2 separate regions of the Homo sapiens genome follow, and region 2 is linked to region 1. Evidence: read pairs that join two places in POLR2A ChIA-PET (ENCODE). Cell type or tissue: Caco-2. All regions are shown on one strand. Links, peaks and the distances in the headings refer to the core of each region. The heading gives the core; the rest is flanking DNA.

The links. Peaks named below come from ENCODE experiments on the same cell type or tissue, not always from the same donor. Only the 100,000 strongest peaks of a DNase experiment are listed, where the experiment ranks them.
Region 2: POLR2A ChIA-PET joins it to region 1 with 6 read pairs; 3 of 35 experiments call an interaction of 5 or more read pairs at or near these places.

What each region holds. Positions count from the first base shown.
Region 1 is chr9:35,514,491-35,521,762 of GRCh38, forward strand. The region is part of intron 1 of RUSC2 (RUN and SH3 domain containing 2); the gene reads left to right. Among named protein-coding and RNA genes, the nearest start is that of RUSC2, 28 kb to the left of the region's middle. In Caco-2, for the core only: no CTCF peak of the experiment used is centred there; DNase peaks (open chromatin) are centred at 2,206 and 3,881.
Region 2 is chr9:35,107,282-35,114,553 of GRCh38, forward strand. ATOSB (atos homolog B) reads right to left here. Exons shown (of 9, transcript NM_025182.4): 2 at 1,313-1,456; 3 at 100-1,068. The coding sequence starts at 993. Among named protein-coding and RNA genes, the nearest start is that of ATOSB, 4.9 kb to the right of the region's middle. RefSeq lists enhancers at 2,046-2,190, 6,563-7,272, a cis regulatory region at 2,110-2,127 and silencers at 4,072-4,281, 4,342-4,611. In Caco-2, for the core only: no CTCF peak of the experiment used is centred there; a DNase peak (open chromatin) is centred at 4,450; H3K4me3 peaks cover 809 bases.

The sequences.
Region 1 (7,272 bases), core at 1,515-6,514:
CATTTGATGTCTATTAAGATGATTCTAGGAAGGGAAACCAGGTTAGAGGTTGATGTAGGAACTTAGATAAGTGATAAATATAGGTTGCTCTTTAGTAGCAGTAGGGATGGAGAATGTGGTAGGATGTATAAAGTAGCAATAGATATGAGTAACAGAAACCCAACACTGGTGACTTAAATAAGATGGAGGTTTTTTTCTCTCATCAGCAACGGAAGTACAGAGATAGATGGTCCTGGGCTAGTATGGCAGCTCCACAGTCATTAGAGACCCACACCCTTTCCAGTTTTTTGCTCGGCTATCTCTAGGCCATCCTTATGGCACAAGATGACCTACTATAGTTCTAGTCATCACAGCTACCTTCCTAGCAGCAGGATGGAGGAAGAGATGAAGAAGGTTGCACCCTGTTCATCATAAAGAGACTACCCAGAAGTTGCACACAACAATTCCACCATAACTCGGTCAAATGGCCACCCCTACTTGCAGGGGAGGGAGAAATGTGGAATTTTACTTGGGTAGCATTGTACCTAGCCGAATATCAGGGTTCTGTTAATTTGAAAGATAAAGGGAGAATAAATATTTGATTGGCAACTAATAATCTGGGACCTGGAAAAGTGGGGAACTAATTTAATTCAGCTAAATTGTTTACAAAATAACAGCTCACACAAAGATACACATATACCACTGTTGAAAAGAGACTTATTTGGCTACGAGGCAAAGATTTAACATTAAAAATCCCGTTTTCTTGTAAAGAGTAAACAAGTGTTAGCTCATGTATGTCTCCAGCTTTGGTAGGAATACAGCTGTATGCATTTGACCTGAATCACTACCATGTAAAAGTGTCATACTTGTGATTTTTAGTACCTTGTCATTCATTAATATTCAGAGTATAGAAAAAGGCAGACCAACAGATTGCTGCTATTTTTTTTTTCAAGCCCACAGCTAACATCATCGATTGCTGCTATTTGAAACAAAGTCAAACAAGACCCAAATTAAGGGATTTGCTTATTGTTTTTCTCTATCAAGGATATTAGCTGTATATTATAGTAGAAAGAGCAAGGGCTTTAGATTGAGTCAGACAAAAATTGCAAGCCCAACTTCTCTACTTTCTGGGTCTGTGATCTTAGATAAAGTTTATCTCTGCAAGATCCTCAGTTTCCTCAACTGTAAAATAGAGATAATAATATCTACTTTGCACGGTTATCATGAGGATTAGAAATGCACTTATGGGCCAGACACAGTGGTTCACACCTATAATTCCGACACTTTGGGAGGCTGAGGTGGGAGGATCACTTGAGGCCAGGAAGTTGGGAACAGCCTGGCCAACATGGGGAAACTCCATCTCTACTAAAAATTCAAAAATTAGCTGGGCATGGTGGCGCGCACCTCTAATCTCAGCTACTTGGGTAGCTGAGGCACAAGAATCACTTGAACCTGGGAGGCAGAGGTTGTAGTGAGCCGAGATTGCGCCACCACATTCCAGCCTGAGCGACACAGCGAGATTCTTGTCTCAAAAAAAAAAAAAAAAAAAAAAAAGAGAAATGCGCTTATGACAAACATCTAGCATGGTGAGTAACATAGTAGATAATAAATAATTGCTAATAATATTAGAAGAATTACTCTTTAGCAATAAGTCATTTGTTTCCTCTAGCTTCTGGTGTGTGGGGAGGTATAACTACAAAGATTCCTAACCATTTCTATATCATTCTTAGGATGCTTCTATAGCAGTTTGCCACCTGTTTACAGAACCTGTAACTATTTGTGATGGTGCCCAGATTAAAGTCAGCCCTAAATTTTTGCTCACCCCTACCCCCATGCCTCTCATCCATATTTACTGTGTCCAAATCCATCTGTCTATTGATAGTTTCCTTGCTATCCACAGCCATACCACATATAGAATGGGGAGTGAGTTCAGGCCTGAGCCAATTCAAGTGTGGATTTGGAACTTGGGGGAAAGAAAAAAAAAGGCCTTGTAGGGGTATGGGATAGTATTAAGCAGAAACAGAAAGATAAAGATGGTTTATGGTTCATTCTACACTCCAGAATGATAATGCAATAAGCTAAATTCTATAGATGGTTTTGAAGTGTTTTATGTGAGGGAAATTAGCCAGTCTGTCAGCTCCAATACAAATAACCTCAGGATTCTTCCTTCACATTCCTCAGTGACTCCTCAGAGGGGAGTTGCCTCTGAGAACCGTGTCAGCCCTGTGGAAAGAGGATCTCTAGGCAGGCCCACCAGGGTCAGAATTCTAAGATACAGACCTTGCATAGAGAGGCCTTTAAGGTCTAGAGTAGGAGTCAATCAGCAAATTATGGTCCCTGCCAGGGTGTTTTCATTCATAAGCTGAGAATGGCTTTTACATTTTTAAAGAGTTGTTGTTTGTTTTTTTAAAAGGGAATTGCTAAGAAAGTAAATTTCAAATATTCTCACCAAAAGAAGGTAAGTATTTGAGGCAATGGATATGTTAATTAGCTTAATTTAATTATTCCACATGATATTCATAAATCATAGTATCACTTCGTGATCCATAGATACATACAATTATAAATTGTAAATTTACAAGAAAAAAATTTTAAAAAGATGTGGCAGTACTATATGGCCCACAAAGCTGAAATATTTACAGAAAGAGTTTGCTGATCCCTGATTTTGAGGCCTCTTCTCTGAAAGGAAGTGGGTCTCACCAGAGGCTGCAGGAGGTTTGAACATCTGTTTTGAATCCCAGGGTAGAGACTTACAGAAAAAGTAGGTGTCACCATCAACAAAGAATAGATTTCTAGTTCTCTTCGGGAGTTCCAGAGACCTGGCAAACTAACCCAATACTCAGGGATCGCTGGGCTAGAAAGACTGAAGGCTTGTGTTAGGTTTAGAATACAGTATCGCCTTTGTTCTGACTGAGCAGTAGAATACATCCCTCATTAATGTTGCTCTCTCAGGCCTTTTAGGCTATGTTCCAGTGAGTCCTGCTGCTGAATGCCACATCAGTGGGATACAGGCCCCAGATCAGTGTCCTGGGCCCACAAACAGGGGAGAATTAGCTTTGTGGCTGCTAGATAGACAAGGGAGTAAGTGAAATTGTTTCTTTTGCTTATGTATTTCTAAATTCCTTATTATAAGTTAGTGGAAATTAATACCTTATGTCTAGGTAAGCATATTCCTATTTCGTCTGTTCCTCAAACCAGAGGTGGGGATTATAGGCCTGAAAGAAGGGCACTGCATCTCTGGGCACAGACTGGGCCTATTTCCTAATGTGGCCACTGTGACCCTAGAAGAGGGAGGACACAGGAGAAGGCCAGGGCGCTCTGCCTGCATGCGTGGATGACCATGATATTTCTGAAATACTTTAGTCTAAAGACTACAGCATTTACATTTCCCTTATTCTTTTTATTTTTCAAATATTTTTTCCTACCACACACCAGAAGATGGATACAGTTAGTCCTTTTACTAGATGGTAAATATGGAGCTTTGAGAGAACAGGTACTCTGCCCCAGATGACCCAGCAAGTTGGAGGAAAACCCAAGAATGAAAGCAGTGTTCCTGTCTTTGGGCATCCTGCCACTATCCTAGGCATGGGTAGTTTCCAGATGGAGCTAAGATCAAACTCCTTTATCACTAGTGATCAAATCTGGTTGTTTCTAAGGCTGCACTGTTGTTCTGATGACCAAGTGGATCATCCTTGAATGACAGGGAAAAAATGTATTAAATGAGTCCCTCACCAGCCTGTCTTCTTGCCAGCACCCTGACTTCTTAAGGTATTAACATGTCGTGTCACTGATGATGACCTAGGATTGCAGGAAGATGACAGAGTCACTGTTCCTGTGTGCTTGGCTGCTCGGCTGTTTTGTTTGCACTTCAGCATTCCTACCTGGTGTGTGGTACATTTTTGTCATTCCACAGCAGTCTGCTGTGCTCCTGGCTCCAGAGTAAGCTAGTCTACATCTATTTACATCAGCTTTCCAGCTGTCAGCCTCCTCATGCTCCTGTCTGCCTGATGGGGCAAGTAGACACTCTGGCAGGAGCTGCCTTTCAGGGAGGTTAGCAGGATATCCACAGAGTTCCAGATACTGTAGTCAAAGTATAAAGTCCCTAGGACCCCAGTCTCTAGGTCTTGCAGGGATGAAGAAGCTTTCAGGAGATTATCTAGGCACAGCTCCTGGCCCAACAAGATTTCTATCCTAGTGTGTCATGTCTAGGAAAAAATCTCTGGTGGCAGATTTTCAAGGAATTTGATGTACGTGCTAAAAACTATACAGATCGGTTGAGGACTGGCCTAACCCATCCTCTGTCTCAAATTCCTATAAAACCCTCCCAAACAGGCTTTTTCTTTTTCTTTACAATGTCAGCACTCAGTGCCCTAGTCTGGGACTTATGACTGATAAGGCTGAGCTTCTGGGTAGTTGAGTGGCAGTCTTTCTTTGTTTTTATTCAGATGATTTCAATGCAGCCAATTTGTGTGTGTGTATGTGTGTACCCTGTCCAGAACAACAGGGCCTACCTGACTCAAGAGAGTACTATAAGCAACAGCTTTCAACTTGAGGTCCATCTGGTCCCAGAGGTTTGGCACTAGACAGCTGGACATATGAAAGCTCTGTTTGTTCCCCTTCGTCTTCCCTGTCCTGTTTAATGCTGAACTGTTTTCAACAAGACTTGCTTCCCGTAGAATCCAACTTAGTAACCTGGAGAAGCCTGAGGCCACTCCTGGAGCAGGAAGCTGCCCTAGATTTGGGCAGTAACCAGTAGAACTTGATACTGACGCCAGAGCGTAAAAATAAACACCTCCTACAGTTCTGTCTTAATCCATTGGCATCAGAGTTGCTATTATTAACCCATAGGCCTCACAGGCAGCTGTGATGGTCAGACAACAGCCTGGACAAAACCTATCCTGCCAACTTGGGATCACACTCTCTCCCCTTCACCTACTGGAATATGATCTGGGGCCCCAGGAGAAGCACCATCAGTCTAGGAGCATGCCCTACAACAGGTAACACTGGCGGTGGATTAGTATCTTTGGTTTTGGAGAGCCTTGAGGCTCCCAGGGCCAGCCTACCAGCCTAGAGTATGATGGCCACAGACAGGATGACTGATTCAGTCCTAGTGTGGGGGAGGAAAAAAAGGAATGTGACCCTTCCATTTCCTTTGGCTCTTTTAAAGAGATTTTGCCTGCCACTTCCCTGACCTGAAGACTTTAGATTTTCTGGGAAATTGGGACAGGAGAGAGGAAAGAGCTCCACTGGTCATCTGCCAAAGATATAATAATAATAATGACTTATTACTAAGCACCTACCATGTGTTGGGTACTTTATGTACAATATCTTACTTATTTTTACTTCAAGCTTTTCAGGGAAAATATGACAGTTTTACAAATGAGGAAGCTGAAGTTTTAGTGAGGTTGAGTGACCACCCAGAATTCCACAGCTGGCAAGTAATGTGTCAGAGTTGGACCCAGACTTGTCTTAACACCAAAATCCATGTTGTGAATCATTATAGAACCTAGGCTGCTGAATACTCAGGACCCAGGCCAGGCTTCAGCTACCTGCTTTTTAAATGTGGGGGCTTAAGTAAACAAAAATATATAAGTTACTCTCACTTTAGTCTTACAACTAAAGCAATAGTTACTGGTACACAGAAATGGTTTTTGCTGCCACCTGCGAGTGAGCCAGTCCCAGTGCTCTTACTGTCCATGGTGAGCTGGACTCCAGAGACTAGCAGGGCAAGCCTCCTGGAAGATGAGATGCCTCCCAGAGAAAGGCTTTGACTCTGCCTGAGGAGTCTCAGACCATGACTCCTCTGTAGAGAACATGGCCAGATTGGAACCTGGTTCCCCAGGGGAACAAGGCTTTGATGGTTCTGGCAGTCATGCTGAGGGAGGGGTGTACTTGAATAAAAAGATTCCTTGAAGGACAACTAGGCTTCCCCCACCCCTCTCTTTTTCCAACCTCCTCCACCCTGGCCCCACAACTGGCTTCTGTAATTCAATCTAGATTCTTCTCATAGCCTACTTTACTGTGCGTATGTGGCCTTTTATTTACAGCTTTGGGCATTCTGATTGGATAGCAGCTTCCTAGTCTGTGTGCTTCAGTCCACTGCCTGTGGGGTGGGGGAGCAGAGTACACTTTGATTTTTGCTTCCTGAAGCCCAGGAGCTAAAAGGAATAGCCAGAGGGCTGCCCACACAGCCAAAGGACTGACCACACTGAGCAGTCAAAGAGCAGCATAGGGGCCTTTTTTGTTCCAGCTAACTTTCTCCTGCAAATACACACTTGAGGGCCATCCTCCAAGCAAAGCAGTCTGTGCTGGGGCTTTCAGCATCCACCCCTCGTACACTGTCTCTGGTCTTGGTGGCTTCCTGCTCCCTTGCTGCTCACCTACACCTAGCATTGAGAGACTTTAGCCTGTGGGCCTTACTCACTGCTGCTCTCTCCATCACCTCATCTGAAGAACTCGGTCTGTCAAGGTAGGAACCAAATCTTTCCTTATTCCCTATAGTCTTCCTCTCTCCCCCTAATACATCCTCAAAAGAAATAGGGTTTACAACAAATTCCCAGTCTCTAGAGACTTACAGCTAGCAGTTAGAAGCCAGGCACCTGGGAGTATAGGTGTGTTTATGTGTATTTGTATTCATGTTGGAATGCAGGAGGTCATTTTTTTTAACACACTGCATAGGAACCTTCCCTTGGGCTCCAGGTTTTAATTTGGCTTAGGTTATAATTAGACCTGAAAAGGACCTTAAGAGGTCATCTGATTGAGCCCGCTGCTTCCAAACAGGTGCTACAAGTTGAGCTAAGGAGGGAATCAAATGGTTGGCCTAATGGAGAAAGGTGTATACTTTTGCTGGCTGGATCAGCAGAAGAAAATAATTTTTTGTTTTCTAGATTGAATCCCTTTTGAGCATAGAGACCCTAGGGGCAAAGCTAGGTTTATTATCATCAGATTTTAATGGAATAAAGAAAAGCAACTCTTTCAGCTCAGTGAGGTTCAATGGCTCTAGCTTATTCTTTTCCTGGGTATACTTTCCCAATGCTGCAGTCTCCATTTACTGAATTGGAGCCTTGGGCGCCTGGGGTCTTTTACCTTTTAGGCTGCTAAGCCCATTCTACTTCAGAGCCAAGCCTCTTCTGGAATGTTTGTCTTTGACTTTTGGGGGTGGACGTTTAGCTGAACTTTTCTACAACATATGTGAGAAGCCAAAAGCAAACCAAGTTCTGTGCTTCGAAAGAGGACTCTATATTAAGGAAGCCTAATAAGGCAGCAACTGGTGTGTCTGGGACAGCCCTTCAG
Region 2 (7,272 bases), core at 1,398-6,397, 410 kb before region 1:
CACTGCACTCCAGCAGTGATGGAGTGAGATCCCATCTCAAAAAAAAAAAAAAAAAAAAAAAAGTAAAAAAAGAGTAAATGAGGTCCTTTATTGGCTTACCAAAACAGGCTCTTTGGGCCCAGGCAGCAGGTGGCTCCAGAAGGGTGTGGCTTTGGCATCAGAACTGTTGGCAGCAGTAGGGTGGCCCAGGGATCCCCGGCGCCTCCGAGGGGCTGGCCCCTCTTCCTCAGAGCTGACATCTGGGGCTTCTCCAGCAGGAAGCAGCCTTCGCTTGGTGGGGCAGGGGCCTGGGGGTCCAGGGCCAGGGGGTGTGTGCTCGGGACTGTGCCCATTGGCAGTGCCAGGGGACTCCCTAGGCCAGAGGCTACCCCCATTGCCCACCCCAGCCACTGGGCTCTTACCCCCTATTTGTGCAAGACTGTGCAAATCAGTGTCAAGTGTGTGCAGCTGGCCTGGAGGGGCTGGCCCTGGGGACTCCCCCAGGGACCCCTGTCCCCCTGGATCTGGGGAGGCCCAGTCTCTGGTGTGCAAAGTATTGCAGGAAGCATTTGATGGGGGGCAGGGGGGACTCCAGGCCCCCGAAGTCCAAGATGAGGTGACACTACTTCTCTGTTCCACAACACAGAGGCCACGGTGGGAGAAATGCTGGCTGGCCACACCTAGTCCCAGCCCCGGTCCCTCTGGGCCTAAGAGCCCCACAGTAGATGGTTCTTCAGGGGGTAGTCCCTCTCTGGCCCCCAGCCCAGGGCCTCTCTTCAGCTCCCGGGGACCCTCAGTGGATGGGGCTTGTCGTTTCAGGGCCCTATGAGGCTCAGAGGTACCAGCCGGAGGGGAAAAGATGGATACCTGGTAGACCCCGGGGGATGTCGCCCCCCCTGCTGGGCTGTAGCCCATGAGCAGGCCACCCTGGAGGGCCCCCTGCCTGACTGGAGGCTGTGAAGGGCCAGCCTCCGGCTCTGAGGATGGAGACGGCTCCGCCTGCACGTGGCGCATGAAGCCCCCCTTGGGTCAGGGGGGCCCCCCAACACGGCCTTTATGCTGGGCCTGGGCTGGGGGGCCTGGGGACATCTGTGTAAGAGAAGAGAAGAAAAGGTGGTCAGGGGAATCAATGAGTCTTCTTCCTTCCAGCTGAGTTTCAGACCCTCTCCTTGCCTAAAGGGGTGACTTTGATGGGTTCCCAAGGATGAATGTGTACAAATCCCTGGATGGACTAATGGAATATAGAGACCACTCTCAGAACTCCTGAGAGGGTGACAGGTTTAGCTCAGGCTTCTTACTGGACACACTTCCCCCTCTTCTCCCTGGTACTTACCCCGATGAAGAGGCCTCAAGCCTAGCTGTGCGTCCCCTCTTCCCAACTGATGCCTCGTGCCCCTAGCTTGCAGTCTGATCCATGCCTGCTGCACTGGCAAGGTGACTGCCACCATTCCGTGCAGCTCCTGAGCTCAGCAGGACCCTGAGGAGAGAAGAACAGACGTAAGCCAGGATCACTGGAGCCAGCGGTAAGGCCTGTCACCAATTATAGGCTAATAGTACACTCCAGGACATCCTTCTCCCATGTGAGAGGCTCTTCAGGAACAGAAAGGGTAGGCTTGGGGTCCAGGGCACAGATGGCAGAGTTGGGCTACCTAAGGAGTCAAAGAGGCAGGTCTTGGCTCAGTATAATAAGGATGTGACAAGTGAGTTGAGGTAGAATAACTACTTGTCAGGGCCACCATTTGAGGACTCCTGCCCTACATGGAGGAAGGGATGAGAGACCCCCAAGATCCAAGAGACCGTGTCAGCTGAGAGGCGGCCAGGGGAAGAATTCAGCTTTCTTACTCAAAGCCACCAAATTGCACAACTCCTTCTTATATGTCTATCTCCAAAGGGACAAGTGCCATCCTAGGGCACTAAGGGCAGAGGTCTCCCACACAGTTATACCCCATCAGCGGTCCTCAGAGGTACAAATTTCAAGTCAGCTCAGAGCTGGCCTTTCAGCCCTGAACTCCAAATTGCCTCCAGCAGCCTGTCTCTTTAACAAGAGGCAACAAATCCGACCAAAAACAAGAAGGGGAAGGGGAAGGGGTCACTGCCAGAAGGCACTTTCCAGGGCCCTCCCGCAAGGCCCTGCAAACTAGAGATAAGGCCGCAGCAGTCAGTCAGCTGGAAGCAACTAGGGAGTACCTCTCCACGCCCCTCCCCCAGTGCTCACACACCCAACACCAAAACCCCAAACCACGGGTGCATAAGATGGTCTTCACTAACTATTCCAGCCCATACTAGGGTGAGGGGAATGTCAAGTTGAAAGCCAGCTGCCCCCAGGGTCAGCCTTCTCTTTTGCTGTCTGACATTCACGGTGCTCTTTCCCCTTCAAGAAGTGCCCTTTGAATGCCTACCCAAGACTTTTCCTCCTTGGATAGGTCAAATGCCATCTCCTCCAGAAAGTCTGCTCTGTCCACCCCAGACCATAAGCATCTCTCCCTTCTCTGAGACCTCACCTATGGCAGTGTTACTACTTCCTGTAAGCTCACTAACAGTTCTGCTCACTCCTGTGGGTAAGGCATCTTCTAGACCGACCATAGAGTTCCTGAGGACAGATCTGTGTCCCACCCCTCCATCCAACCCCAAGTACAGGGGTAAGCACACAGCAGGGCTCAAAAAAAGTAGAATGCAAGTCCCAGACATCTGAGCAGCAGTCCTGAGAGTGGAGAGAAAAATTTCCCAGATGAGAGAAGCAGAGAGATTAATTGTACAAGGGAAAATCAGGAACAGAGGTGGGGGTGGGGAGCAGGCAGAAAGGAGAGATTTGTACCCAGGGACTGAAAAGCTCTCCTACACCAAGTTCCCATCATTGTACCCCACTATCCCATTTCACCAAATTCTCCTAAGAATTGGGATCCCTAAGAAAATCCTGGTTCCCTGTGGTGGGCGGGATGGCTGGAAAGGGCAGAACACCAATCGCAACCTGCACTATCCTACCTGCAACCAACCTTGTCAGAAGGTACAACCTGCACTAATTTCTACCCTTCTTTCCTCCACCCAAGCCATACAGATTCAGGAGGGGCCTTTTCCCTAGCACCACCACTTCCAGGTCATCCCAGTTGCCCTCTTGACCCCTTGCCCTGGGGAAGCCAGGGGATGACATGATGCCCTACTTGACCCCAGCATACCTGGCATCTGCTTATTAACCCCAGAGCCCTCTCAGTTCCCACCCTGTCAACAAGACGCTCTATATTCACTCCCCTGCCACCCAGCCAGTCTGGCTCTAGACCATGGCTTCAAGCTGACTCATGGGGCAGGACTGCAGGGGAGGGGGGCAGGGCAGAGTAGGCCAAGCCTCACTCTTCGTTCAGGGGGTGGGCAGCAGCTGGCATCAAACAGCTGTGCCAGGCTGTGGCTGGCAAGGACTACAGCTCCCAACATGCTGAGGGAGCAAGGCCAGCAAAAACAACAAGTCCCAGAATACGTCTGTACCTTTAGACACTTTTGAGGCCTGGGAGGTGGGTGAGGTGGGTATTGGTATAGGTATCAGCTTCAAGGCTCATTCTCCCCTTCCCTTCAGTATTAAAGATTTCCATTTCTACCATGATCAAGGAGAGTGACAGGATGAATTCCTATCCATGTGCTTTCCACCCTCATCCTATGCAAAGAGAACTGCTGCCAGCTGCTCTCTATTTTGTCCCTACATACATCCACACAAGCTAGGGGGGCTGTTCCCACGGACCACCACTGTGGGTAGGAAGGTCGACTTCTTCTCTCTTACCAACCCCTCGGCCCCCAGCCTAGAGCCCTCTATCTTCAGAGGGGAGAGAGCAGACCTTAGCAGACTCTCTAAACTAAGCCAGGCAGACTCACCTGACTCCTGGACTCCTTCTTCTGGACGATCCCTTACCCCCTGCCCAGCCTCCCAGGTCCCTTCTCACTCCTCTCCTCCCCACAGCCTGGGACAGGCCCCATACTATACTGGAGCTTCGGAGATTTGCTCTTTCCCTCTAGCACACTCACCCCGCTCCCAAATTGGCTCCGCGGAGGTGGCCGCTGCTCCGGGCCCTTCCGTCCCGTCCCGTCCCGGTCCCTCCCCTTGGTTCCCCGGTCCTCCCTGCCACGGGCCCCCAACCCAGACAAAGGGTGGCTCAGGCTGAGCCCTGCTCTGCTAGGCTCTTCGCTGTTCAGCTTCGTGTGCAACACTAGCGGGCCCTGGCGCCCGCAGCCCCCCAGCCGCTGCCGCGCCCCTCCCTGCGACGGTCCCTCCCCGGGGCCGCCCCGGCTCCGCGCCGCCGACTCCACTGCCCCTCTGACTCACAGGCCATTTCCTACCAGCTGATGGGGCCGCCCGCCCCGCCCAGTGCCCCACCACCCGCGCCGCGGCGGCCACGGCCGCCACGCCCCCCTCAGGCTACGCCCTCCCTGGAAAGCGACCATGCTCATTGGTCCATAGGAAGCCAGCCTCCCCGCGACCTCAAGTGCGAGGCACGCCCCCTCCAAGAGGCACACGCCTATTGGTCCATAAGGGGGTAGGCTTACCCAAGGTCGCTCCGCCCTTCTCCTTAACCCGACAGCTGCCGGAGTCCAAAGCAACACCCTGCCCTGCCATTTAACCCTTTCAAAGGCGTAGGCCTTCCACATCTTACCCCTCCGCCCTACTCCCCCGCCCTTCCTCCTTCCAGGACGGTTAATAGGAAGCCCGAGGGCTTTAAAGATACGGTTTGACAACCCTCAAAGTCTGCCTGCTGTCTATACCAGACCCCAGACCCCAAATACCTCACTCCCATTTGTCTTTCCCCACCTTCCAAACCAAAGCTTCAGAGCTGGAGAACTAGTGAAGCCCAGGAAGCTTCCTCCATGCCAGAGAAGAAAAAGGCCTGAGGTGGGACCCTATCTCCTTCCATGTTAAGAAGTGGTACTTTTCCCTCTGTTACTCTTAAATTGATGTTCTTTTGCCTTCTTTAGAGGAGCCCCACGGGTTCCTAAGATAGGGATACATTTTAATCTCAGGGACCAGCATTATTCTTTGTGCCTCTGAACTCCCTTTCTGAGATCAGCCTGCCAGCACTCTTTCTACTCACAGGCCCATGTTCAAGGAGACAGAGCATACAGGGAAGTGGGATAGGAGAGCTTCTGCCCAGAATGGGGGAAATGAGCCCAACTCTTGTGATGGAGCTCAACCCCATGACTCACAGCTCCCTCAAAACTATCCACCCTCCCACTGAGTCACTGGGCCCCAGCCCAGTTCAGACCCAGTCAAATCAAATGGCAGCAGAACCGGCATCCCTAACCCTTGTCCTCCTATTCTTTAAATGACCAGGATGGAAACCTTTGCAAGGATTGAGCATTCAAAGACACTTTCTAGAGGGTACTCTAGAGGTAAACTAAGAAAAGCAATAGTCCTGTCTACCCTGCCCTCTGCACTTGTCAGCAAGTCGGATAATTTGGGACTTAGGAGGCTTTTTCTCCCGGTCCTTCACAGAAGCAGGAGGCAAACACCAGAGCCAAAGAGGGAAAGTCCATTCTTCTACAGTTCAGAGGCCACAGAGAGCCCAAGGTCCTTGTTTCTGCCTTGCCTGTGCTGTGGACCCCCCAGGGCCCTGAGGTTATATCACTAGATAGTAAAAAGAGGCTCCTTCCTCTTCCCCCTAGTCCCTCAGTCCTAGACTTGGGAGACACAAGCAAGTAACAGTCCCTCTAAGCTCCCTTCTCCTTACCTCACCCTAGACCACCCTTTTCAAGAGGAAAACTCTGAATAAGAACCCAGTTCCCTTGGGCTGACTTCCTTGCCGGTTCCCTAGTGTAAGGAACAGGGTTAAGGAAATTTTCAATGCCCTTGTCAAAATTACAGTGTATCAATGTAAGAGCCTACTTGCCTTAATAAAAACTTACTAGGAAAACAGAGACGTAGAACACTGTAGGAAAAAAATAATCCCTTAGCAACCCCACCTTATTCTATCTTTCTGCCACTACCATAGGCCAGGCCTTGGTTACCTACAAAGGTCAGAGGACAATAGTTCAGGGTGAAGGATCAAAGATGTTCCAGGCCTCAGTGTACCCTGGGAAAGCAGCAGGGTACAACCAAGAGGACTTACCACCAGGTACGGTGGCTCACGCCTGTAATCCCAGCACTTTGGGAGGCCAAAGTGGGCGGATCACAAGCTCAGGAGTTCGAGACCAGCCTGACTAACATGGTGAAACCCCGTCTCTACTAAAAATACAAAAATTAGCTGAGTGTGGTGGCGCGCACCTGTAATCCCAGCTACTCAGGAGGCTGAGGCAGGAGAATCACTTGAACCCAGGAGGCGGAGGTTGTAGTGAGCCAAGATCGCACCACTGCACTCCAGCCTGGGTGACAGAGTGAGTGAGACTCCGTCTCAAAAATAAATAAATAAATAAATAAATAAATAAATAAATAAATAAATAAAGAGGCCTTACCTTCCTGCCCTAAATTTATCCTGCTTTATTTTTTTTTATATAGCGGTTATCACTACTTGACTTCTCCCTCCCCCTCCACAATTTCTTTCTCCCCTTAATAGAATGGAAGCTCCATGAGAGCAGCAACTTTGTTTCGTTCATGCTCATATTCCCAGAGCCAACATTAGTCCCTGGCAATGTTCAATAAACATTGACTGAAGAAAACAACAGGCCCTGGGCTGAGTGAACAGCAATCCGGCGATCTGGATCCTATCTTCTGCCCTTTCACTGTGACATCTGGGGAATCACAGTCTCTTTAGCCATAAATTTCCAAACCTGTAAAATGAGGTGTTTGTATAAACAATGACTGCTGAGGGCCTCTGCAGCTCTACAATTCTAATGACTGTTGTTCACTCATCTCCATATCAGAGGATAGCTCCAGGCATTCGAATGCTCTGCTGCCTGTACCAAAGCAGAAAGGCTATATCCTCCAGTCTCAGCACAGCAAACTGATGCCCTTTCTCTTCATGCCCCACCCACTCACACAAACCGCCCCAGTCCTGAGGAAGCTGGAGAGTCTGCCCTAGGCCCGCCCTCTCTGAGAGACTGTCTGGGAAGCAGTGTTGCCATAGCAATCAGCTCCTCCTCAAAAGGCTTCAGCCTGCCCTTTTTTACCCCACCCTACCCCAGGGCTTTGTCTGTCCTCAGCAGACCCACCCCCCTCCCCAGCCAGTCTCTCAGCTCCTGGGTGGTTGTGTGAGGAGGCTGGCTTGGGGCCCCTTTTAGCAACACTGTCACACTCATTTAGCCACTGTGTGGAACTCAAGCCTTTCCCACCCTCTCCCAGCCAGCCCAGGGGCAAAAAGAACTCTAGCACTCCATCAAATC